Regions from separate parts of the Homo sapiens genome. Here region 1 is linked to region 2. A link is a loop called in an ENCODE intact Hi-C map of the cell type or tissue named here. Cell type or tissue: dorsolateral prefrontal cortex. All regions are shown on one strand. Links, peaks and the distances in the headings refer to the core of each region. The heading gives the core; the rest is flanking DNA. Region 1 overlaps DNER (delta/notch like EGF repeat containing). Region 2 overlaps DNER (delta/notch like EGF repeat containing).

Region 1 (12,493 bases), core at 3,792-6,291, 65 kb before region 2:
AGAAGTATAGTCATGTACATGTACATGTACAACAGTAACAATAATAGAAGTATAGTCATGACGGACCACATACTGACAGTCAGTGATGGACCGCATAAACAGTGGTGTGCCATAAGATTACAATGCTGTATTTTGATGGTAACTTTTCTATGTTTAGATATATTTAGACATGCGTAAACAATGATGTGCCATAAGATTACAATACTGTGTTTTAATAGTAACTTTTCTATGTTTAGTTATGTTTAGACACAAATATACTTATCATTGTGTTGCAGTTGCCTACAGTATTCAGTACAATAACATGCTGTACAGATTTGTAGCCTAGGAGCAATAGGCTATCCTGTATAGCCTAGGTGTGTAGTAGGCTATATCATCTAGGTTTGTGTAAGTAAATTCCATGACATTAGCATAATGACGAAATCACCTAACAACACGTTTCTTAAAACATATCCCCATCATTACGCAATGCATGATTGTAATACTTTGACTTTCAGTTGACATCAGGACCATAGCATAGGGACATGGATGAAGCTGGAAACCATCATTCTCAGCAAACTATCACAAGGACAGAAAACCAAACACCGCATGTTCTCACTCATAGGTGGGAAGTGAACAGTGAGAACACTTGGACACAGGAGGGGAACATCACACACCGGGGCCTGTGGTGGGGTAGGGGGAGGGGGGAGGGATAGCATTAGGAGATATACCTAATGTAAATGATGAGTTACTGGGTACAGCACACCAACATGGCACATGTACACATATGTAACTAACCTGCACATTGTGCACATGTACCCTAGAACTTAAAGTATAATAAAAAAAAAAAGAAAAAAAAAGGCCATAGCATTTTTGCATTACAAATATATGAACTTTGATAATTGTACTTAGACTCCTGGTATGGTTTGGCTCTGTGTCCCTACCCAAATCTCCCCTTGAATTGTAATAATCCCCATGTGTCAAGGGTGGGATGAGGTGGAGATAATTAACTCATGGGGGCAGTTTCCCCCATGTTGTCCTTGTGATAGTAATTCATTACAAGATTTGATGGTTTTATAATGGTTTTGCTCAGTTCTCATTCTTCTCTTTCCTGCCAGCATGTAAAGAAGGACATGTTTGCTTACTCTTCCTCCATGATTGTAAGTTTCTTGAGGCCCCCCAGCCCTGTGGAACTGTGAGTCAATTAAACCTCTTTCCTTTATAAATTACCCAGTTTTGGGTATTTCTTCATAGCAGCATGAGAACAGACTAATACAACCCCAAAACAGTTTGGTGGTTGCTGGTAAATTCATCAGAATTGTGCTGGAACCCAGGAGATGGCAAATTGATCTTGATTCACGAAACAGTCATCTGTTATGTCTTCTATTAAAACAACAAAGCTATTTTATAGCCCCACACTTGTAAATAATAGCAAATTATGGTTTAAGTAAGCTGCTTTCTGATAATAGTTCTACCATTTTCTGAATATTGCAGATTGAAAGCTCCCATTTTCATGAAATAATATGAAATTAGATATAGGTGCCTTTGTGCATTGGTCACAGTCTAAACAAGTTTCAAAAATAATATCTTTTTACATTGACATTTACATCATATTGTTTTATTTTCTGAGGTTCTTGAAACGTGTATAATTTGCTTAGAGTTAGTTTTCCATGTGTGAGAAAAATCCCTCCATGTGAAAGGTCTTTCTTGTTTAATATAATTTAAGGCAGCCGTAGAACCATAGTAGCAATTTAAAATAATTCATTTCTGCTCTCCTTGAATCTGTAGCTCTCCTGTCATCTGTCTCACCTTCCACTTTGCCCAAAGGTCACCCCTGCCTCTGTCAGGGTCTCTCTGACTCCCAGCTACTTTTCTTCATTGCATTTTCACAGAGATGGGTCCAGGGGACCCCCCCGGCTCTACTCTTTTTTATGCTTTAGCACAAATCCTGATCAGGGGTAGAAGAGATTTAGGAATGTTACCTTGGCATCATAACTCCCTCTTTGCTCATCTATCTGATAACTTGTTCTTGAGTTTCCTTAAGAAGGTTTCTTCTTTGCCAGTTCCGATTCCCTGCAGGAACCCCCATTCCCATAGGTTTCTCTCTCTCTCTTTTAGCTTAGCTTCTAGTGCTGCTTTTTTATTGTAGCCAACACACACACACACACACACACACACACACACACACACACACTGCAGCAACACATAATCCTCAAGCCTCAGTGGCTTCCAAGCCAAGGTTAATTTTTGCTTGTGTCATAGTCTGATGGGGGCACTTAGCCTTCAGGTGGTGACTCAGGGATCCAGGTCCCTTCATGTTATGAACATATCATCCTCAAGAGGTGGCCTTCACAGTACTGCTGAAGGCAAAGGGACGGCTGGAGGGTCCTATGCAATGTTCTTAGGGCAGTGCCTAGTAGCATCTGCTATCCCTTCCACCACATGCCATTTGCCAGAATTTAGTTGTTATTCCCTAAAGTCACTGACTAGGAAGAGGAAACAACATGGGGAACACGTCTTGTCCATGCCATGCCAGGTGCAAGCACCAGTAGCTGTTGGGGCTGGGATTTGAACCCAGGTCCTTCTGCAGGATTATTGATCATCTTACTATAATGTTTTTCTGTGTTTGCAACTATGTGGTGTGCTGAGTAATTTCCTGTCACAAATGCATGGTTTAAGACAATGTAATCCCTTCAGCATTTCCATGTCAAAAGATCTCTTTATAATAAAATAAATATTAGGCAATTTTGTGTAAAAAAAGGGGGCTGATGTTTAAAAGGGAGTTCACTAATGAGTTTAGTTCTGAACATCTTTTATTGTTGTTCATCACTTTATTCTAAAGAATATTACAGGGCCGGGCATGGTGGCTCATGCCTGTAATCCTAGCACTTTGGGAGGCCGAGGCAGGCAGATCACCTGAGGTCAGGAGTTTGAGACTAGCCTGGCCAATATGGCGAAACCCTCTCTCTACTAAAAATACAAAAATTAGCCAGGCATGGTGGTGGGTGCCTGTAATCTTAGTTACTTGGGAGGCTGAGGCAGGAGAATCGCTTGAACCCGGGAGGCAGAGGTTGCAGTGAGCCAAGATCACACCACTGCACTCCAGCCTGGGCAACAGAGTGAGACTCTGTCTCAAAAATAAGTAAGTAAATAAATAAGTAAATAAAGGATATTACAAAGGGTATAGATGAAGAGATACACAGGGCATCGATATATATATGTGACTGGGTGTGTGTACACTCATGTGTGCATGCACATACACACGTCACCACAGGCCATCTCCTGGTTTTCAAACACAGATCAGTTACATCAAAAGAATACACAACTCAGCTGGGCACGGTAGTTCACGCCTGTAATCCCAGCACTTTGGGAGGCCAAGGTGGGCAGATCACTTGAGCCCAGGAGTTTCAGACCAGCCTGGGCAACATGGCAAAACTCCATCTCTACAAAAAAACCTCAAAAATTAGCTGGGCATGTTGGTGTGCATCTGTAGTACCAGCTACTCAGGAGGCTGAAGTGGGAGGATCACTTGAACCCAGGAGGCAGAGGTTGCAGTGAGCTGAGGTAGTGCTACTATATTCAACCCAGGTGACAGAGTGAGATGCTGTCTCAAAACAAACAAGCAAACAAGCAACAAAAAAGTATGTATAACTCAAAAGATACCCCCACATTACTAGAATCCTATTCAGTCATTAGTTATCAGTCCAGTCCGTCATACTGCATGAATGTCTCCCAGGCTGTGGCCATTGGGTTTGCAGGCTTCCTTTTTATCTCATTGGGTTCCAAAAGCAGGAGTGGTCTTTGGCAAACATGTATTGTACCCTTTAAGGCATCTGTTATAATTGAGCTGAGACAATGTCGTCTCTTGCTCTGAGACTCTTTCGAGATGATAGTGCATCCTATTTATTTATTCCTTTACCCTCAGCTACTATTTCTCCTTTTTCCATTTGTCATTTATTTTTACTCAACTTTTCCACCTCTGGAAGGGACATTAGGTTTGGCCACTCTGCTGGTCCAGACTGCTGGTAACAATGCTAGTCCAGCAAGGGCCTCTCCTCAGTCTATACCCATTCGTGTAGGGTAAGGTTACATAGGCTCTGAACTAGTGAACCATTTTTACCACCCAGGCAATAGAGCCGTATTCACTCTTAGCCCCAGTTTTGCCAGTGGGGGTCAAAGCATAACCTACCCCCATTAGGTCCTTAGGAATTCTGACATAAGGTTGAAAAACACAGTTACAGTTTTCGGTTTAGAAATCATCCCTGCTTCCAGTACTTGCAGTTGTGGCCCTAGTACAAGGACCATTGTATCAGGTAGTGGAGAAAAAAGAATTATTTGAGGGGTAACTTGGGAAAGAAAGAAAAAATTATAGTTGTTATTACCAGTGCACTCTCTACCTTGGCAAGAATTGCTTAATCATACCAGCATTCTCGCTATCCCCTCTCCCCAAGATCAGCCAGAGGAAAAAAATATCTAAGGGGGACACCCCTTTAATCCCATTCATATGCAGTGTGAGCACACAGCTGCGAAACCAGGTAAACCAGCCCTGCCTGCCGTCTCCTTATTTCAGGCAACCATTGTTTCAGTTACCTGTCCTATTTCTCTATCAAACTATCACTCTGAGGAGGATATCTCTACCCATTGTTGGACATTATGGGCTGTATAGTGTGTTCATTGGTCTGAAGAAATGATAACCATCCAAATCCATGTAATATCTTCTGTTTCTTGTTTTTTGTTTTTGTTATGGCACTCCGAGCATTTTCATCTTCCGCAGGGTAAACAAAGCCCAGTCCAGAGTCAGTGTCTATTCCCGTCAAGACCTATTTGTAGCTCCCCGGGCTGCCAGCATCAGTCCCACTCATCAGCTGTGTTCAGGGCCTTCTTTCCCCACAGAGAATCTGCCCCATAGCCATCGGCAGTCTCTGTCTCTCTTATTGACAAGCAGTACAGTTTTGGCATTATGTGCCCAAGGAGGGTGCAAGAGGAACGTATCTAGGTTCAGCCCATCTCTGCACTGCTGCGGTGCCCCCATATCCCATATCCACCCATTTCATGGACTCAGGTGGCCTCCTCAAGGGAGCACCCGTAGATATCTGTTTGTTGATTCCAGTCACCTTCTGAGCCTGGATGAGAGTTCTTCTGATGGGCACTGATGGGTTCTACTTTAATGCACCCCTCAAATCTTCATAGGGCCATGCTCCATATGGGTTTCCTTTCGATAGGACAGGTTTCCACTGCCCTCTTGCCTGAGTATATGGCCAGGCCATTGGTCACTGCCCAGTGAGTCAGTGAAAACCCAAACACAGGGGCTTCCACCACTGTTAGTTCTTCCGTTACTCTTAGAAAAACAGCATGCAATTCAGCCCACTGAGCAGATCAGATTTTACCTTCTTTGACCAAAGCAGCAGCTTTCCAAACAGTATATTGTCCATTCACTTTGCAACTGCTGTCTGTAAGCCAGGCCGCTCCTTGTTGGTCAACTATGAGCTGCTGGATATCCTTGAACCAATTATTTTTCCATAGGAAAATTGCATTTTCTTTGTGGGTTAACTATTTATAATTAATTAATATCAATTAATTAACCTCCGAAACACCAGATAAATACACAAAAACCTTCAAACAGAGGGGAGTGTGCCTTCTTTTTGAAAATGTATCCCACTATGCTCTAATTATTACAAGTTTGATCATGCAAAATTATTTTGTTTGATGAATGAATTAATTCAAACTGTGTTGTTGTCACCAGAGAACAAAAACTCTCAACAAAGTCTCTTCACAGAAGGATTGTTGTCTTGACACAAGGCTTATTTCTCTTGAGAGGAGAATGTTTCTTGGTAAGGGAAAATATTTTCAGCAAAGAATCTGCAGCTCCAAATTTGTTAAATTTTTTGACATTTTTGCTTTAATTTCTATGTCAAGTATCAGTACAAAATTTTTTTTTTAGTTATGGGTAATCTAGAATGCATGAATATGGCAGATTGGGTTTTGAGTTGGTTAAGTGATAAACATTTTTCTTTAGTTTTCTTTTTCTTTTTTTTTTTAACCTAACATACTTATCATTTCTTTGTGGTGAGAACACTTAAAATCCACTTTCTTAGCATTTTTTAAGGATATAATACATTGTGACTAACTATAGTCACGGTGTTGTACAATAGATCTCTGGAAGCATTCCTCCTGAGATTTTGTATCCTTTGACCAACCTAGGTACTCTTTTAAATCTCTCCAATCTTGTCCTCCCCTCCTCCTACCCTCCTGGTAATCACCATTCTCTCTACTTCTATGAGTTTGCCTATTTGAGAGTCATCATATAGGTGGTATCACACAGCATTTCTCCTTCTGTGTCTGGCTTATTTCCCTTAGCACAATGTCCTCCAGGTTGATTCATGTTGTTGTAGATGACACAATTTTCTTCTTTTGAAAACCAAACATCGTATGTTCTCACTCATAAGTGGGAGCTAATCTATGAGAATGCAAAGGCATAAGAATGATACAATGGACTTTGGGGACTCGGTGGAAAGGGCGGGAGGGGGGTGAGAGATAAAAGACTGCAAGTTGGGTACAGTGTATACTGCTTGGGTGGTAGGTGCATCGAAATCTTACATATCGCCATAACCTACTCTTGTAACCATACACAATCTGTTCCCCCGAAACCTATGGAAATTTTGAAAAAAGGCCAAATAGTATTCTATTGTGTATATATACACCACATTTTCTTTATTCACTCACCTGTTGATGGATACTTAGACTGAATCCATATCTTGACTATTCGTAAATAATGCTACAATGAACATGATAGTGGAAATATCACCTCGAAATACTGATTTCAATTCCTTTGGATATATATCCAGTAGGGAGATTACTGCATCATGCAGTAGTTCTATTTTAGTTTTTTGAGGAACTTAAATACTGTTTTTCATAATAGTTACACTACTTTGCATTCCCAGTGTTCAAGAGTCCCTTTTCCTCCACATCCTCACCAACACATATTATCTTTTGTCTTTTTGATAATAGCTATTCTGACAGGTGTGACTTGATATCTCATCGTGGTTTTAATTGACACTTCCCTGATGATCAGTGATTTTGAGTCTTCTTTCATATACTTGTTGGCCATTTGTATGTCTTTCTTTAGAAAGCTTATTCAGGGCCGGGCACGGTGGCTCACGCCTGTAATCCTGGCACTGTGAGAGGCCGAGGAGGGCAGATCATGAAGTCAGGAGATTGAGACCATCCTGGCTAACACGGTGAAACCTGGTCTCTACTAAAAATACAAAAAATTAGTTGGGCGTGGTGGCAAGTGCCTGTAGTCCCAGCTACTCAGGAGGCTGAGGCAGGAGAATCGCTTGAACCTGGGAGGTGGAGGTTGCAGTGACCGAGATTGTGCCACTGCACTCCAGCCTGGGTGACAGAGTGAGACTCTGTCTTGAAGAGAAAAAAAAAAAAAAAGAAAGAAAGTCTATTCAGATTTTTTGCCCATTTTTAAAATTGGCTCATTTGTTTTCTTGCTATTGAGTTGTTTGAATACCTTATATATTTGAAATAGCAATTCTTTATCAGACGTGTGGTTTGCAAGTATTTTCTCTTATTCTGCAGGTTGTATTTTCACTCCATTGATCGCTTCTTTTGCCATGCAGAAGCTTTTTAGTTTGATGTAATCCCGTTTGTCTATTTTTGCTTTTGTTGCCTGGGCTTTTGGGGTTATATGCAAAAAAAATCATTGCACAGACAATTGCCACAGAGCTCTTCTATTTTTTTTTTTCTGTTTAACAGTTTCAGGTCTGATATTTAAGTCTTTAAATTGATGTTTTGCATATGATGTGAGATCAGAGTCCAATTTCATTCTTCTGCATGTGGATGTCCAGTTTTCCCACCACCATTTATTTTAGAGACTGTCTATTCCCAATTTTTAAATTTCCTTTTTTTTTTTTTTTTTGAGTTGGAGTCTTGCTGTGTTGCTCAGGCTGGAGTGCAGTGGCATGATCTTGGCTCACTGTGACCTCTGCTTCCTGGGTTCAAGCGATTCTCCTGCCTCAAACTCCTGAGTAGCTGGGACTACAGGCACCCACCACCATGCCCAGCTAATTTTTCAATTTTATTAGAGACAGGATTTCACCATATTGGCCAGGCTGGTCTCAAACTCCTGACCTCAGGTGATCTGCCCGCCTCGGCCTCCCAAAGTGCTGGGATTACAGGTGTGAGCCACTGCACCTGGCCCTGTTCCCCATTTTATGTTCTTGGCATCATTGTTGAAAATCAAGTGACTGCAAAAGCATAGATTTGTTTTTAAGCTCTCTGTTGTGTTCCATTAGTATGCATCTGTTTTCATGCCAGCACCATGCTGTTTTGATTGCTATAGTTTTGTAGTATATTTTGAAATCAGGTAGTGTGATCCCTCCTGCTTTGCTCTTTTTACTCAAGATTGATTTTAGCTATTTGGAGTCTTTTGTGGTTCCATACAAATTTTAGAATTTTTTTAAAATTTCTGTGGAAAATGTCATTGGAATTTTTGTAGGAATTTCATTGAATCTGTAGATTGCTTTAGATAAAATGGACATTTTAACAATATTAACTCTTCCCATCCATGAACACAGGAAATCTTTCCATTTATTTTTGTCTTCTTCAATTTTTTTGTCAGAATTTTATAGTTTTAAATTTACAGATATTTCCCCTACTTGGTTTAATGTATTTCTAAGTATTTTATTTTGTAGTTACTATAAAGAAAACTGTTTACTTCATTTATTTTTTAGGTAGGTCATTGTTAGTGTACAGAAATGCTACTGCATTTTGTATGTTCATTTTGTATCCTCCATATTTACTGAATTCATTTATTAATTGTAGCAGTCCTTTTGTGGGGTTTTAAATAATTTCTATATATAAGGTCATGTCATCAGCAAACAGTCTAACTTCTTCCATTCTGATTTGGAAGCGTTTTATTTCTTTTTCTTGCCTAATTGCTCTGGCTAGTATATTAAGTTATATGTTCAATAGAAGTGGTGAGAGTGGGCCACTCATTCCTGATCTTAGAGGAAAATCTTTCAACTGTTTACTACTGAGTATGATGTTAGCTTTGGGCTTGTCATATATGGCCTTTATCGTGTTGAGCTACATTCCTTCTATACCTAGTTTGTTAAGAGTTTTTATCATGAAAGGATGCTAAATTTGGTCAAATGCTTTTTCTGCATCTATTGAGATGATGATGTGGTTTTTGCCCTTCATTCTTTTAAAGTAATATATCATATTTATTGATTTGCATATGTTGATCCTTCCTTGCATCCCATGGATAAATCCCACTTGATTGTGGTGAATGATTCTGTTAATATGGTATTAAATTCAGTTTGCTAGTGTTTTTTTGAGAATTTTTTCTTCTATGTTCATCAGGGACCTGTAGTTTTCTTTTGTCATAGTGTCCTTGTCTGGCTTTGGTATCAGGGTAACGCTGGCCTTCTCTTCCATATTTTGGAAGAGTTTGAGAAAAATTGGTATTAGCTCTTTAAATGTTTAATACAATTCAGCAGTGAAGCCATCAGTTCCTGAATTTTTCTTTGATGGGAGACTTTTTTATTACTGGCTCACTCTTTTACTCATTCTTGGTCTGTTCACATTTTCTATTTCTTCATGATTCAGTCTTGATAGATTGTATGTTTCTAGAAATTTATGCATTTGTTCTTGGTTATCCAATTTGTTGGTGTATTACTGGTTATAGTATTAGAGTAATTCTTTGTGTTATAGTATAACAAATCCTTTGTATCTCTGTGGTATCAGTTGTAATATCCCCTCTTTCATTTCTGTTTTTATTTAGTTAAGTCTTCTTTTTTACTTTGTTAGTCTAGCTAAAGTTTTGTTGACTTTATTTATCTTTAAAAAAAACAACTGATTAGTTTTGTTGATATTTTTCCTATTGTTTTTCTAGTTTCTAGTTTATTTATTTTTGATCTGATCTTCATTATTTCCTTCCTTATATTAACTTTGGGCTTTGTTCTTTGTCTAGCTTCTTTAGATGTAACATTGGGTTGTTTATTTGAGATCTTTCTTTTTTGATGTAGTTATTTATTGTTACATCCTTTCCTCTTAGAACTGCTTTAACTGCATCCTATTAGTTTTGGTATGTTGTGTTTCCATTTTTGTTTGTTTCAAGATATTTTTACATTTTTCTTTTGATTTATTCTTTGACTTATTGGTTGTGCAAGAGCATGTTGCTTAATTTTCATATATTTCTAAATTTTCTAAAATGCTTCCTGTTATCAGTTTCTACTTTCATATCATTGTAATATGAAAATATTATTGATGTGATTTCAATCTTCTTAAATTTGGTAGACTTGTCTTCTGGCCTAACATATGATTTGTTCTGGAGAATGCTCCACGTGGCTTGAGAAGAATGTATATGCTGCTGCTGTTGGGTGGAATGCTCTGTATATAACTGTTAGGTCCATTTGGCCTGAAGTACAGTCCAGCTCTGGTGTTTTCTTATTGATTTTCTGTCTGTATAGTCTCTCTATTTTTGAAAGTGGGGTATTGAAGTCCCCTGCTATTGTATTGCAGTCTAACTCTTCCTTCAGATATATTAATATTTGCCTTATGTATGTAGGGGCTCTGAAGTTGGGCACATATATATTTATAATTGTTATATCCTCTTATTGAATTGACCCCTTTGTCATTATATAATGACCATCTTTGCCTCTTTTTACAGTTTTTGACTCAAATTCTATTTTATTTTATTTAAGTGGAGCTATCCCTGCTCTCTTTTGGTTTCCACTTGCATGGAGTGTCTTTTTCCATTCCTTTACTTTGGATCTATGTGTGTCCTTAAAAGTGAAGTGAATCTCTGGTAGGCATCATATAATTAGGACTTAAAAAAATTCATGCATCCACTCTATGTCTTCTGCCTGGAAAATTAATCCATGTACATTCAAAATAATTATTGATAGGTGAGGACTTACTACTCTCTTTTTGTTTATAGTTTCTCTTTTAGTTTTCATTTTGATTCTTAATATAATTGCTTGGAAGCAGGAGGTGATCTTTTAACTTATAAATATTAATGAAGTCATATACATGTTTTCACAATATTAAATGGACTATAGATTTTGATCAGTAAAGTTTCTGTTTTGAGCAGAAAATTTTAATGAAGTGTAATTGATATTTTTCTTGAAACTTTCTCACAATACTTTCAAAAAGAAAGGGATTGTCATCCGCATCAATTACTGCAAGAAAATCTAAGAGGAGTTTATTAAACTTAGTAACAAGGTTTTTCAAGCCTGTGGTGGTTTTCCATTACATTGACCTGACATAGGCTATATCAGAAGCTTTGAGGTCTCTTTAAAAGACTGTAAGAACAGGAGCAAGAAGGGTAGTTAGGAGGTGCCAAACACTCTGTAGGGCAATACTGTGTCTAGAGCTGTCATACCCTCATGGTTTACATGTGGCCAATAAGTTATTAGACTGACCACCCACCTCAACCTCCCACCAGGTGATACTGGTTGGCAGTGATGAGCTGAACAGGAGGTAGACATGATATGAGAATGAGTGAGCAGCAAATACAGACTGCTCTAGAAATACGTTTAGTGGAAAAATTAATATGAGGAACAGAATCAAAGAAAGGTCTCTGTGATGGTTTATTTTATGTGTCAACTTGACTGGGCCAGCGGGTGCCGAGACATTTGGTCAAACATTATTCTGGGTGTGTCTATGAGGATGTCTCTAGATAAGTTTAACATTTGAATTGGTAGACTATGTAAAGAATATTACCCTTCCTAACGTGGGTGGGCCTAGGTTGAGGACCTGAGTAGAACAAAAAGGCTGAGTAAGAGGGAATTCCTCCTGCCTGACTGCCTTGAGCTGGGACATTGGTCTTTTCTTGCCTTCCAACTTCAGTTGAAATATTGGCCCTTCTTGGGTCTCGAGCCTGCTAGCTTTCAGACGGGAACTTACACCATCTCTCCTGGTTCTTAGGTCTTTAGACTCAGACTGGAATTGCATCATTGGCTTTCCTTAGTCTCCAGCTTGCTGACCATAGATATGGGGACTTCTCAGCCTCCATAATCATATGAACCAATGCCTTATAACACATCTCTTTATGTATATCTCCTATTGGTTCTGTTATAAAGTGGCAAAAACCTTGGCTGAGCTACATTCTAGTATTTTGTGAAAGGTAGAATTTGTTAGTGATGAAATTATATATTTAGCTGAATAGATTTCCAAGCAAAGTGTTGAAAGGCTGGATCCTGTTGACTACTCAAGTAAAATGCAAAAGGAGAGAGATGCATTGAAAAGGAAATTGTTAAGCTAAAACGGATCAGAACTTGAAGATTTGGAAAATTCTCAATCTATCTATATTGCAAAAAAATGAGAAAGTTGTTCTGAAGAGAATACTTAAGGTTGTGGCTGAGGAACCATTTGATAAAGAGATCATGGATATGATTCATGGGTTTAATCAGCAATCTCAGCAGAAGCCAGGAATTGAGATGGGATTTTACAATCAAAGACACTCTCAGTTTGAACTAAAGGGGACAGAGAAAATAGAGGTGGA
Region 2 (12,493 bases), core at 4,288-6,787:
ACACTGCTCCTTCTGTTAAACTCAGACCTGAAAATATCAGTAGTCCGATAATATTTGCTGGAAACAGGATCAAGGATAAGACTTAATGGTCAGGATTTTAATAGCAATTGAACAGCAATAAAGAAATAAATATACCTGCAAAGGTTTGAAGACATTTAGCTCACTAAGGCCCATGTGCCTTTACATTTTTGGATAAGTATAGTAAGTATAGTGGACAACTTTCATCTGTTATTAACCAGAAAAACTTTATCTAGTTTACCAGCATTTTTTTTTTTTTTTAAGACAGAGCGTTGCTCTGTCGCCCAGGCTGGAGTGCAGTGGCACAGTCTCAGCTCACTGCAACCTCCGCCTCCCAGGTTCACACCATTCTCCTGCCTCAGCCTCCCTAGTAGCTGGGACTACAGGCACCCACCACCACAACCAGCTAATTTTTTGTATTTTTAGTAAAGATGGGGTTTCACTGTGTTAGCCAGGATGGTCTCCATCTCCTGACCTCTTGATCTGCCTGCCTTGGCCTCCCAAAGTGCTGGGATTACAGGCGTGAGCACTGCTCCCGGCCGATGAAGGCATTCTTATATTTAACATGCTGTAGGGGGTTTCTGATCTGCATATCACACTATTCTTGAGAGTTGTAGATTGTATAGAATATATTACCTTTTTCCTCCAGATCCTAATCCTGCCCTCATGTCCTTCCTTTTCTGTATTCCAAAATATGATGCCCACCTCACCATTGGGACCCCAAATGGAATCCTGATCACCCAGCTGCATCTGTAGCAAGGGAGAGTTTGCTTTACTCTTCATAATCTGTGCTCTGCTTTAGAGAATGTTTAAATCTGTATATTGACATCATGATGATGCTGAGAACTGAGAAAAAGAAGAGCAGCCGCTGATGTCAGGAGCTTGCTTGGCACTTACAGGTAGACCTTGAGGTCGTTAGGAGCTGGTCTGATGCTTACAGCTGGGCCATGATGTCTTCTGCTGGACTTAAGAACATCAACAATTCCACATAACACGGATATTGGATATGACCATTCAGAGGCTATGATAGAGTCAGGCAAAACAAGACCACTTTATAATTTTGTCCAATACAAAAACAAGGTCACCCTGCAACCCGCAAAATACCAAGTATCCACTTTCTCTCAGTTCTTAGTGTCACATATGTAGAGTGACAGCTTCCTCTTTACCAAATACAGCATTGGTCTTGCTCTAGCCTTCCCATTCTTTAGATAAGAATTGCTCCTGCTTTCTGACAGCATCCAGCATTCACTCTAGAGTGAAATCTCCCCAAATAACCTAACCAGAGTTCAAATCCTATAATAAATCCCATCTAACACCTTCTAATTGAGACACTCCACGATTCCCATGGCGTGCAGTCTCTCTAACTGCAATGGGTAATAAACTCAACTTGTTCAACTACAGGTGTGTCCTTAGTAGTCTTTGGTTGAAGGGCATTGACAGAACTTAATTAATTAAAATGCTTGAAGTATTGAGGATGGCAATTGATTGAATTTTTATATGAACAATAGTTCATATAAAATTCTGAACAATAGTTCAGAATTTCCAATGAGTTGGACACTGAAATATTGTTTGGATTTATACGTGGGGGAAGTCCTGGGTCATGGGGGAGGAGTTCAAAGAAGAGTGGATCCAGTTTGCTGCAGGATAAGATGCATTAGATGCAGCAATAGGTAGTAAGGCTGAAAATGCTCATGGGGACACATGTGGGGAGAATGTAGATGCTAAGGAGTTTGGATTAAGAAGACTTGCAGACATTTGGCATTATTGGGTATATATGAGCTGATATGTATTTTAGACAGATTATTCTCATAGTATTTGGCATATATTATGGTCAAAAAGAGATGAAAAGATAGAGATCTTCTAGCAAGTACCAATAGAAATAAAGGCATGAACTTGTGTGTGGGAATGAAAGGATGGGTTAAACGTTTATGTGAGGATCGGGATCATCAGGGTTCAGTTGTCAGTTGGATGCGGGGAACAAGGGTGTGAATGGAGTCAAAGGACCCCTCTGGGTGATTCAGAGGAAATGGGAAATGTGCATACGCACCCTCTTTAGGGCTTGGGTACAGCAGGCTGAGCAACATGGATGTGTCGGTAAATGGTTCTTACTTGGGGCTGGAATGTGGGAACAAGACTGAAACCAGGGGAAAAAATATAGAGAGAGTTCCCATTGTATGGATGCTAGAGAAAGTCATGGAAGCCATCAAGATAGGAGAGGGTGAGAGTGTAAAAAGAAAGGGGAAAAAATTGGAAGAGAGTTGCAGAGTTCTTGCTTTGAGGTTGGAGGTAGTAGTGGCCACAGGAGAGGGCAGAGGAGCCAGCAGTGAGTTGGGAGGTCGGGAGGTTGCAGGGTGAGGGCGGTATCCTGGGAGTCAGGGGAGGGAGGAGGATGAGAGGGCACTGCCCAGGGCGTGAGGAGCTGAGTCAGGCTCCACTAGACGTCCAGACGCTAAGGTACCTTTCCTAAGCATGCTTCCAAACTGTGGCCACAGCCATTCTCCATCTTCATCTTGTTTGATTGTAAGTTGTGGGGGCATTCAGGTAGAATTCGTGATATTTGCCTTCTTTAGGCTTCTGACCTGAGAAATTAATACAAGGGGAGGAAGGACACTGCTGTTAAGCCAAGGGCACTTGCTGGTGGAGCATGAAATTTTTATGAGATTCCTGATATTACAAATCTATTCACAAGGCTGCTTTTTCACCTCACTTAAATTGGTTAATCCATATGTATGAAAACGTTAATGAACTGGTCTTTAATTGTAAGGGATTTCTGCTCCCACCACTCCCTGACTTTCCCTCAAAATTCAAATCATTCAGAACTCATTCTTTGCTGCAGTAGTGTTGAAAAGGTGTGAGATTTGCCTACTAAAAATAGGAGTTAGCAGAGTCTGTGAGGACAGCAGAAATCATTTTACGTCATCTTGCCTGGAATGAAAGTTGCAAATGGCAGCTGGTAACAACTTAACGTCACTAACCTATGCATTTCTGAGGACAGCTCGTTTTGCAGCCCTGCCAGCACAGTATCAGAACATTCTCATCAAGCTTATGGCCCTGGAGGGTCAGATGGGGACCTCCCTACCACTATTTTGTAACAAAGCCATTGACTCTTACTATGTGGTTGAAAATTATTATGATCCAATCACTGTTTTCTTTCACTGTTGAGAATGTCTGTGAATCTGGATTTTAGAACTGAAATCCTGCATGCCTTGCCTTTCTTCCTTGGCTGGATGGAAAGGGGCCTGAGCTTAGCGTTGAGAAGAGCTGAATTTAAGTACCAGCTTTGCCTCCGAACAGCTGTGCCATTGGCCTCTATCAGCATTACTTTTCTCACCTTTAAAATGCAGACAAACATAACTGGCTTGTGAAGCTCAAATGAAATGATACAGATGGTCCTCCACCTTGAAATCTATAAAATGGTGGAGCATTAGCGCAGACATTGGATATTCCGTTACTTGGGAAAGACCACTGAGGACATTTTTACATTTGTGTTTTTATTCTTTTTATATGAGGTTCAAGGTTAGAGTTGGACTGGAGGTGAGATGAAATGGCCATAGTGGGCATTCTTGAATAATGGGTGCACATTCAACTTCTTGCAGGGTTAAGCGACTGCTTGCCTTGATGGTGGCTTTCTGTGACTCCGGTGATAACTATTTAAGTGCCAGATGCTGGGCAAAGCTCTTTGATTGAATTGGCTTCTTGAATCCCCATAGTCCTTATGAAGTGGGACCCATTGTTGTTGTCATTTCTCTGCCCATGACAATACAGCCAGTTAAGGATGAAGCTGGGACTTGAATCCAGGCAATTGGGACCTGCTGGAGCCTCTGTTAGCTCAGAGTAAATAGCAAATGGGGTCAAAAGTGGCCTTGACTCACCAAGGGTAAATAACTGACTGAAAAATTTTTCTGTTTTTAAAAATTTGTATAAGCTTATGAAGTGTAAGTATAATTTTGTTATACGCATAGATTGCATAGTGGTGAAATCAGGGCTTTTAGGGTAGCCATTACTCAAATAATGTACATCGTACCCATTAGGTATTCTAACCAGATTTTTCAAGTGGTAGCTGTGTTAATAGCCACTTCAAATTAATATATTAAATTGGGATTTGTCAGCCACATTGATTCAGCTCTGTTGACCCAGAGAGTGACTTCATCCCATCTGGCTTTGACTAGAGTAGCGACTATCTATGAAAGCTTACTGCATTTATAATAGACTGTGTGCCAAACACCTGACACTTATTTTCTCTTACTTGCCCCCCGTTGGAGTATTCCTATTCTTTTATTTAAGGATAAGGTAATGGAGGCATTGAGAGTTTAAACAACAGGAGGCGGAGGTGATATTTTAACCCTAATCCTCAGAAGCCTACATGTGACACCCCAAGTTAGGTGCAAACCTGGGCTCTCACTTATGTTTGAACCAATCACAAGAACAAGATTCCAGACTCCTCTGTCTCAGCATAGCTCCTGAGATGGATCTTTAAGTGGATGCCTCAAAGCTTGGCATGAAAGGTGGCCTTCATTATAGTTCAATGGATGATACTTGACCAATAGACGTTTCCTACTTCCCAGCACAGAGAAGCGCAACTCTGACTTCCAAGGGTATTGAACCGCATCTAGGTAGGGAGCCCCCTTCTTCTGTCTTTGCTTCATTCTGTAGATCCAGCAATCCACTTCTTTGAAATTGATGCTGAGAACTACCTGTGACTGAAGCTTATGATTTTATTTGATTTGATGCCTGCCGGATGCACCTAATTAAAGAAACTTCCTTTCCTGTGACTCAAATGAGAAATGCAGACATAACCACATGACAGCTATGCACCCTTCAGCCTAGGTAGTTTCTCTTGATTAGCTCTTCTCATTTCTGGGGTCCCCAATGCCTACTAGCAATTTTTCTTACCACCTGATTCCCTGAAAACCTCCTGCATTGATGATTATATGTCATGGATTCCTTTGATGTTGTTTCTTTTCACCTGGCTCTGGTGACATTATAGTCCCTGAAATGTTCTTTCCTTTTCATATTTGACTTTTGTTGTTTTTAGTTCTCTACTTTGAGATAGCTTTGATGACATGTTCCTTCAGTAGCACGCCTTCCCACAAGACTGGCTTAGTGGAAATGATTTGCCGTCAATGTCAATCATGGAGGATTGGAAACTCTGTAACAATGTGCCATTATAGGTGATGTTTGAGATATATTGTGACTTATGGTAGTCTACTTCCTGAGTCCCAATTAGACCACCAATAAGGAGATTTGCTGCATGTCCTACTTTTTTCTGGACTTGTAGCCTTCACTATGCATTTAAATTCTTCATTGGTTTGGATTTATACAACAACCTGGGGACAATGCCCTGTATTTCTTCCATTGTTTTCTATCATGCCCATTAATTTGCAGTTTGAAAGCACACTGTGAAAGTTGCTGCATTCACTGAATGCTTTTACAGAACAGCTTCAGTTTTAATGAAGATTCAGAGCTCTTAGGTTTGCCTGAAGCAGATTGATACATAACCTTTTCTTTAAATCCCAGAACATTGTCAACTCATAGCGGGTATTGATTTTTCAAAACAGCATTTCCTCTTCCATCTCACTCACGTGCTTCTTTATGCAGTGCCTCAATGCTCTCTTTAAAATCCTATTTGTATAGCAGCCCCTGCCTTTTTATGTTTTCTGTTTGTTTGGTAGATTTTTCTCCATCTGTTTATTTTGGCCTATGGGTATCATTGTGTGTGAGATGGGTCTCTCAAAGATAGCATACCATTGGGTTTTGCTTCTTTATCCAACCGGCCACTCTGTGCCTTTTAATTGGGGCATGTAGCCCATTTACATTCAAGGTTAGTATTGATATGTGTGGATGTGATCCTGTCACCATGTTTTTAGTTGGTTATTGTGCAGACTTGCTTGTGTGACCGCTTTATAGTGTCACTGCTTTATGTACTTAAGTGTGTTTTTGTAGTGGCCGGTAATGGTCTTTCCTTTCCATATTTAGCACTTCCTTCAGGACCTCTTGTAAAGCAGGTCTGGTGGTGACAAATTCCCCTAACATTTGCTTGTTCAAAAAGCATCTTATTTCTCCTTTGCTTATGAAGCTTAGATTGGCTGGACATGGAATTCTTGTTATAATTTTTTTTTCTTTTGAATGTTGAATACAGGTCCCCAATCTCTTCTGGCTTGTAGGGTTTCTGCTGACAGGTCTGCTGTTAGTCTGATGGAGTTCACTTTGTAGGTGACCTGCTCCTTCTCTCTAGCTGCCTTTAACATTTTTTCTTTCATTTTTGACATCGGAGAATCTGATGACTATCTTGGGCATGGCCTTCTTTTGTAGTATTTCATAGGTGTTCTCTGCATTTCCTGAATTTGAAAGACACATACATACATATGTTCATCACAGCGCTATTCACAATAGCAAAGACACGGAATCAACCTAAATGCCCATCAGTGGTAGACTGGATTTTTAAAAAGTGGTACATATACACAATGTAATACTGTGCAGTCATGAAAAAGCAGGGGATCATGTCTTTTGCAGTAACATGTATGGATCCACAGGCTATTATCCTAAGCAAACTAATACAGAAACAGAAAACCAAATATTTCATGTTCTCGCTTATAAGTGGGAGCTAAACTTCGAGTACATATGGACACAAAGAAGGGAACAATAGACGCTGGATCCTGCTTGAGTGGGGAGGAGGATGAGGGTCGAAAAACTACTTACTGTGTACTATACTTATTACCTGGGTGAGAAAATAATCTGTACACCAAACCCCTGAGACATGTAATTTACTTATATGAAAAACCTGCCTGTGTATCCCTGAACCTAAAATAAAAGTTAAAAAAAATCACAATCAAATGTTGTTAACTTGTTAGGCACATGTTTATCTTTTACCAAACAGTTTATATTGTGAATAAACATATTGCCAAAATCATTAAAAAATTACAATCCCACTTGGTTTTATAGGAATTGCCTAAAGAGGTCCTTAGTTGGTTGGACTGAAGTCTTAATGATATGTTGATGATTACCAAGATCATGTTTCAATTTTACTCTACCAGATGGTTTCTGATGCCTCAGATCAGAGTGAATGTCCTAGGTTCAATTCATTAGTAGGTGTTGCTTTTAGATTGGATAAGCCCAATTAAAGTAGGTCTAAACTAAGGAATATGTAGTACCTGGTGGTACTATTTTGAGAAGACTCCTCTTTACTACTCCGTAAAAATACCTTTTTTACCAGGTCTCTGATGCCTAAAAGTTTATCTTTGTGGTTTTATTTATTTAAGTTAGACATTGTACCTGGCAATCAACCTTTGTATTAGTTAGTCATTGCTGTGTAACAAAACATTCCAAGACTTGATGGCTTAAGAAAACCACTTATTGTTTGTGATTCTGTGGGTTGATAATTTGGGCAGGGTTTAGCTGGGATGTCTCTTCTCTATTCCATGTGCCCACTCATGCTTTTGTGGTCAGCTGGCAAGCCAGCTGGGGACTGCCGGGTCCTGGATGACCCCTCTTATATTGCTGGCAGTTAGCTGGAGTGATGGGGGCAACTAAGCCACATGTCTCTCTTCATCCAGCAGACCAGTCGGGGCTTCTTCCCACGATTGTAGGGTTCCGAAAGCAGCAACAGAACACAAGGTCCCATATGCATGCTCTCTTTAAAGCTGCTTCTTCTGTTGTTTGCCAATGTCCCAGTGGCATGAGCAAGTCACAGGGCCAAGCTTATAGACTCTGTTTCTTGATAGGAGGAGCTGCACAGAACTTGTAGCTATTTTTTTTTCAATCTACCATAACCTTAAACCTAAATATGTGAAGAATGTGATGTGATGTGTCTGTGTGTGTGTGTGCACGTGTGTGTGTGTGTGTGTGTGTGTATATATATATATATATAAATTGTCTCTATATATGTAAGCAGATTTGAGGAGAAAGAAAGTTGAAAAACAGTGTTTAATCTTTGGTTGCTTGAAAAGAAATGGTGAGGTCCCCTGAACTTGCCTACTCAAGTGATAAGGAATGTCTAGGAGAAAACTTCTTTACTTACCTCATAATTCCATATAGATTGAGCCTTGTTCCTGGCTTTATTTCAAAGAAGTTTCATTTTTCCCTTCAGGTTATTAACATATATATTCTCCTAGAATCTTAAGTCACCAAATAAAAACACACTTCTGATTTTTCACTGCTTTATCAACTCTTAAATGAACAAATGCTGTGTGTTTAGGCATCCTTAATTTAATAAAGAAAGTTGGAAGAGAATTCAGAATTTACTCATATAATTGAGTTGTCATTTCTGATTTATTTACATTTTGAAATTTTCTTTGTAATCCAGTTGCATCAAGGCTGAATTTCCCCATGAAATTCTTTAGCTGAAGTCCTGACTGTCAGCTTCAGCCCTTGGGCATTTGTAGCCCTTAGGGATAGTGGCCAAGTGGAAGGTGTGTGCTTCTAAAACTGTTCTTAAAGGATCATGAGAAATTTCCCTGGTGTTTAACAATATTTAGGATTTAGCATATTTACTCGAGAATGGCAATGACTAATAGAAAGCTTAGAGGATGACACGATTGCATTGTGCCTGTGAATGTCCCCAGTGATAGGGGAATGAAAGTAAATACAGCCAGAAAGATAATCGTGGTCTGCATTGTGGACTCCGTGTACCAAAATTTTCTGGAATAATCCCAGTCACAGTATTTTGTTTTCCATCACACAAATACTTTGCTACCAAACTATGTATCTATGAGGCCACCTCTGATATATAATTGGAAACAGCGCAACTTTGTCAGATCATGGTTCCCAATTTTTGGTTTGCAAAAATTGTTACCTTAGATTGTTTATGCTTTTTTCTTTCTTTCCTTTTTAAAGTAGAGCTTTTATGTTTTATTCAAAATATATTTTAAAAGATAAGCAACATAAATTACCTTCAGAGCAAATTTTCGGCAAGATAATTAGGAATGCAAAAAGCTAATTCACAAATGTCTAGTATATGATAGTCAATTTGAAACACACTTAATCTTTACAAAACTATAATATTATTTTTAATATTACCTACTGGTCTGTATGTTACTCAAAATCTTAATCTTGGTGCTGTATTAAATACTTCTAATATCTTCCATTTTCTGACATTCCTTTCTGCAAAAATATTATTCCTGTGGGTTAAGGAAGCTAGATCAGAGATGTGGGAAAAATTGCCCTCACGAATTTGAATATGAACTTGTTTATCCTCATTCCGCTTAGGCATGTGTGACTCCTAGTCATACAGTGAGGAACTAGAACACATTGTGCCACAGCTATATCCTTATTACTTTCCCTCATTCTGGCCTTTCTTTTCCAATACGTCATTTGTTGTCACTTTGGGATTCCTTTGTGTTACTTTTTTCCCTTATGTAAACCTCGAGAGGAGGGTAGCTTCCTTTAGTCCATGTGCCGATGGCTGGTAGATCATTTGACTATATGTTTCACTGTTGGTTTATTTATATGCCCATAGCTGGTACATGTTCTGACCATATGTTTTGCGGTTGGATTAGTTAAACGCGCTTAGGAGATGCCATGGCTGTTAAAATACAAAACCGGCTGGGCACGGTGGCTCACGCCTGTAATCCCAGCACTTTGGGAGGCCAAGGCGGACGGATCACATAGTCAGGAGTTCGAGACCAGCCTGACCAACATGGTGAAACCCTGTCTCTCCTAAAATTACAAAAATTAGTCAGGTACGGTGGCAGGCACCTGTAATCCCAGCTACTCAGGAGGCTAAGGCAGGAGAATTGTTTGAACTCAGGAGACGGAAGTTGCAGTGACCCTAGATTGCGCCTTTGCACTCCAGCCTGGGCGACAGAGTGAAACTCCATCTCAAAACAACAACAACAACAACAACAACAAAACACAAAAAATCCCATAACCACACTATATGTAGCATTTTCCTTGGACAACCCCTACCATTTCCCCGCATTTGTGAGAGTCAGAGATTGTGGGAGACGTTGTATACTTTTCTATTCTATAGCTTAGTGGCTCTCAAACTTGAGTGCTCATCAGAACCATGTTAGAGGGTTTAAGTCATGGAGTTCTGGGCCCTACCCTTAGAGTCCCTGAATCAGCGGGTCTTGAGTGTGACCTGAGAACACGCATTTCTAACTAGTTCCCAGGTGGTGTTGATGCTGCTGGTCTGGGGACTGCACTGAGACCCAAGTGTGATGAGTGCGGATACCTCAAATGAATGTCTATTAGTAACTAAGAGGTCAACTAAACCAAATTTAACCAATTGATTGTGAAATAAATTAAAAGGAAATAAACATTTTAAAACTCTTCTATACTTTTATACCGTTTAAAATTTCTCTTTGTTAGTATGCATACTTGTGTAAAAGTAATTATCTAGGTTTTATTTTCTCTTCAAAGTGCCATAATAGAGTCTTAGTCTTTGATTTTCCCCCCTCCCACCCATTTGTTGCCTTTGCTGGCCCCAGCACCCATCTTTGTGCATCCCATAATGAAAAACTTCTGGAATGTGAGGGTGTATGTCTACCTTTGCTTTTCTAAACTTTCTTATCATCTTCCTCACCTCAATTATAAACCAGCCATTTTTATGTGTTTATAAACATGCTAGATAATCAATTGAGGGTATGGGATTATTTTATTAAAATGCTTTTCTTACTGTTTATATGTAAACACACATAGCACAATAATCTTTAACTCAAATTATAAAATATTATTTTGTCATTATACTTAGTATTTAATCTTGGTGCTTTAATCATGGTATTACAAACATTTGCATTAAAAATATTTTAAATAAAAAGTAAGAAAAATAGGCCACTTTACAATGGATAATTTAAACTGTAGACACCATATGTTTATAGAGGACATATTGGTGAATTTGCAAGCTGTAGAGAAATATTTGAATGTTATGTTTTATTATTAAAGGGAATGGGATTTCTTCTTTAAATATAACCTGGCAGATTCATTTGCATCCCTCTGTGCCATCTATTTCCTTTTGTAAAAGACATCTTTTTTTTCTTTTTTTTTAATTATTATTATACTTTAAGTTTTAGGGTACATGTGCACAATGTGCAGGTTAGTTACATATGTATACATGTGCCATGCTGATGTGCTGCACCCATTAACTCGTCATTTAGCATTAGGTATATCTCCTAATGCTATCCCTCCCCCCTCCCCACACTTATCTTTTTAGTCCTCCTCTTTTGTTAAACTCCTGAGTAACTTTTTTTTTTTCCTTTTTCACTTGCCTAGATAATAAGTAGAATCCACCCTCTAGTGGCCAAAAGCAACATTAAAAAAAAAAGTCATAAGACATAGCTAAAACATTGTGAAGAGATTGATTTTTCTCAGTGTGACTAGTTTGTAACCTAGTCCTGAAGCCAATTCCAAGAGAAAGCTTTCAGAAATGTTTAGATCAACATGGCTAGAAAGATTCCCCAGATGATGGACAAGTTTAAAGTCAAAGGCCTTTAGACACTGTTTCCGTTAAAGCAGGTTCACTGCCAATTTCTCCTGGCTTCCAGTGTCCTTCATAAGCACAGTCACAAGTGAGCTGTCGTCTTCCATATAGTCCCAGATTTTCTTAAATGTTTTTGAGGGAGAATGCTCATTTTTAAGGAGATAACTCCAGATAGTGGTCGTTTGGTTTTTACTGTATATTTAAGAACTGTTTCCTTTCCAAATATAAATTAATTATGATTTACACTCAGTACATCTACAGAAGTTACAGAATTTTTAACATCTTCAAAGATTTTCTTTTCTGCATATTAAAAAGTATAATTCTTCTTTTAAAAAACAATTTCTTTACTAGCAGTGCGTTTATTATAATGTCTGTTCCCTGCATCTCAGAAAATCTCCTCTAATAAGTCTAGTCTTTTCCCTTTATAGACTATAGGAAATGTTCTTATCTCTCCACTAAAAAAATATTTTAAAAAGTTAGGGTTTTTCTAATATTATCTGTTTTCCTTACTGCCAATCAAGGGTTAGACATAAAGAATGGTCATCATTTCCCTTGTAATCGGTGACATAATTTAGAGTTGTGTTACTACAAATAAAATACCCATAAAACATGTGTATTAGTCAGGGTTCTCTACAGGGACAGAATTAATGGAATATATATATATATATATATTTACTAAGTATTAAGTCACACGATCACAAGGTCACATAATAGGCCATCTGCAGGCTGAGGAGCAAAGAGAGCCAGTCCGAGTTCCAAAACTGAAGAACTTGTAGTCTGATGTTCGAGGGCAGGAAGCATCCAGCACGGGAGAAAGATGTAGGCTGGGAGGCTAGGTCACAGTCTCTCTTTTCACATTTTTCTGCCTGCTTATATTCTAGTCATGCTAGCAGCTGATTAGCTGGTGCCCACTCAGATTAAGGGTGGATCTGCCTTTCCCAGCCCACTGACTCAAATGTTAATCTCCTTTGGCAACAGACTCACAGACACAGCTAGAATCAATACTTTGTATCCTTCAATCCAATCAAGTTGACACTCAGTATTAACCATCAGTTAATC

What was found. A loop is a pair of places that touch in the nucleus more often than their neighbours do. Peaks named below come from ENCODE experiments on the same cell type or tissue, not always from the same donor. Only the 100,000 strongest peaks of a DNase experiment are listed, where the experiment ranks them.
Region 1: it touches region 2 in a loop (2.3-fold over the local background); 1 of 110 quality-filtered maps calls a loop at or near these places.

Annotation. Positions count from the first base shown.
Region 1 is chr2:229,494,855-229,507,347 of GRCh38, reverse strand. All of the region lies in intron 6 of DNER (delta/notch like EGF repeat containing), which reads left to right. Among named protein-coding and RNA genes, the nearest start is that of DNER, 210 kb to the left of the region's middle. In dorsolateral prefrontal cortex, for the core only: no CTCF peak of the experiment used is centred there; no DNase peak of the experiment used is centred there; H3K27ac peaks cover 995 bases.
Region 2 is chr2:229,430,301-229,442,793 of GRCh38, reverse strand. All of the region lies in intron 8 of DNER (delta/notch like EGF repeat containing), which reads left to right. Among named protein-coding and RNA genes, the nearest start is that of PID1, 170 kb to the right of the region's middle. In dorsolateral prefrontal cortex, for the core only: no CTCF peak of the experiment used is centred there; no DNase peak of the experiment used is centred there.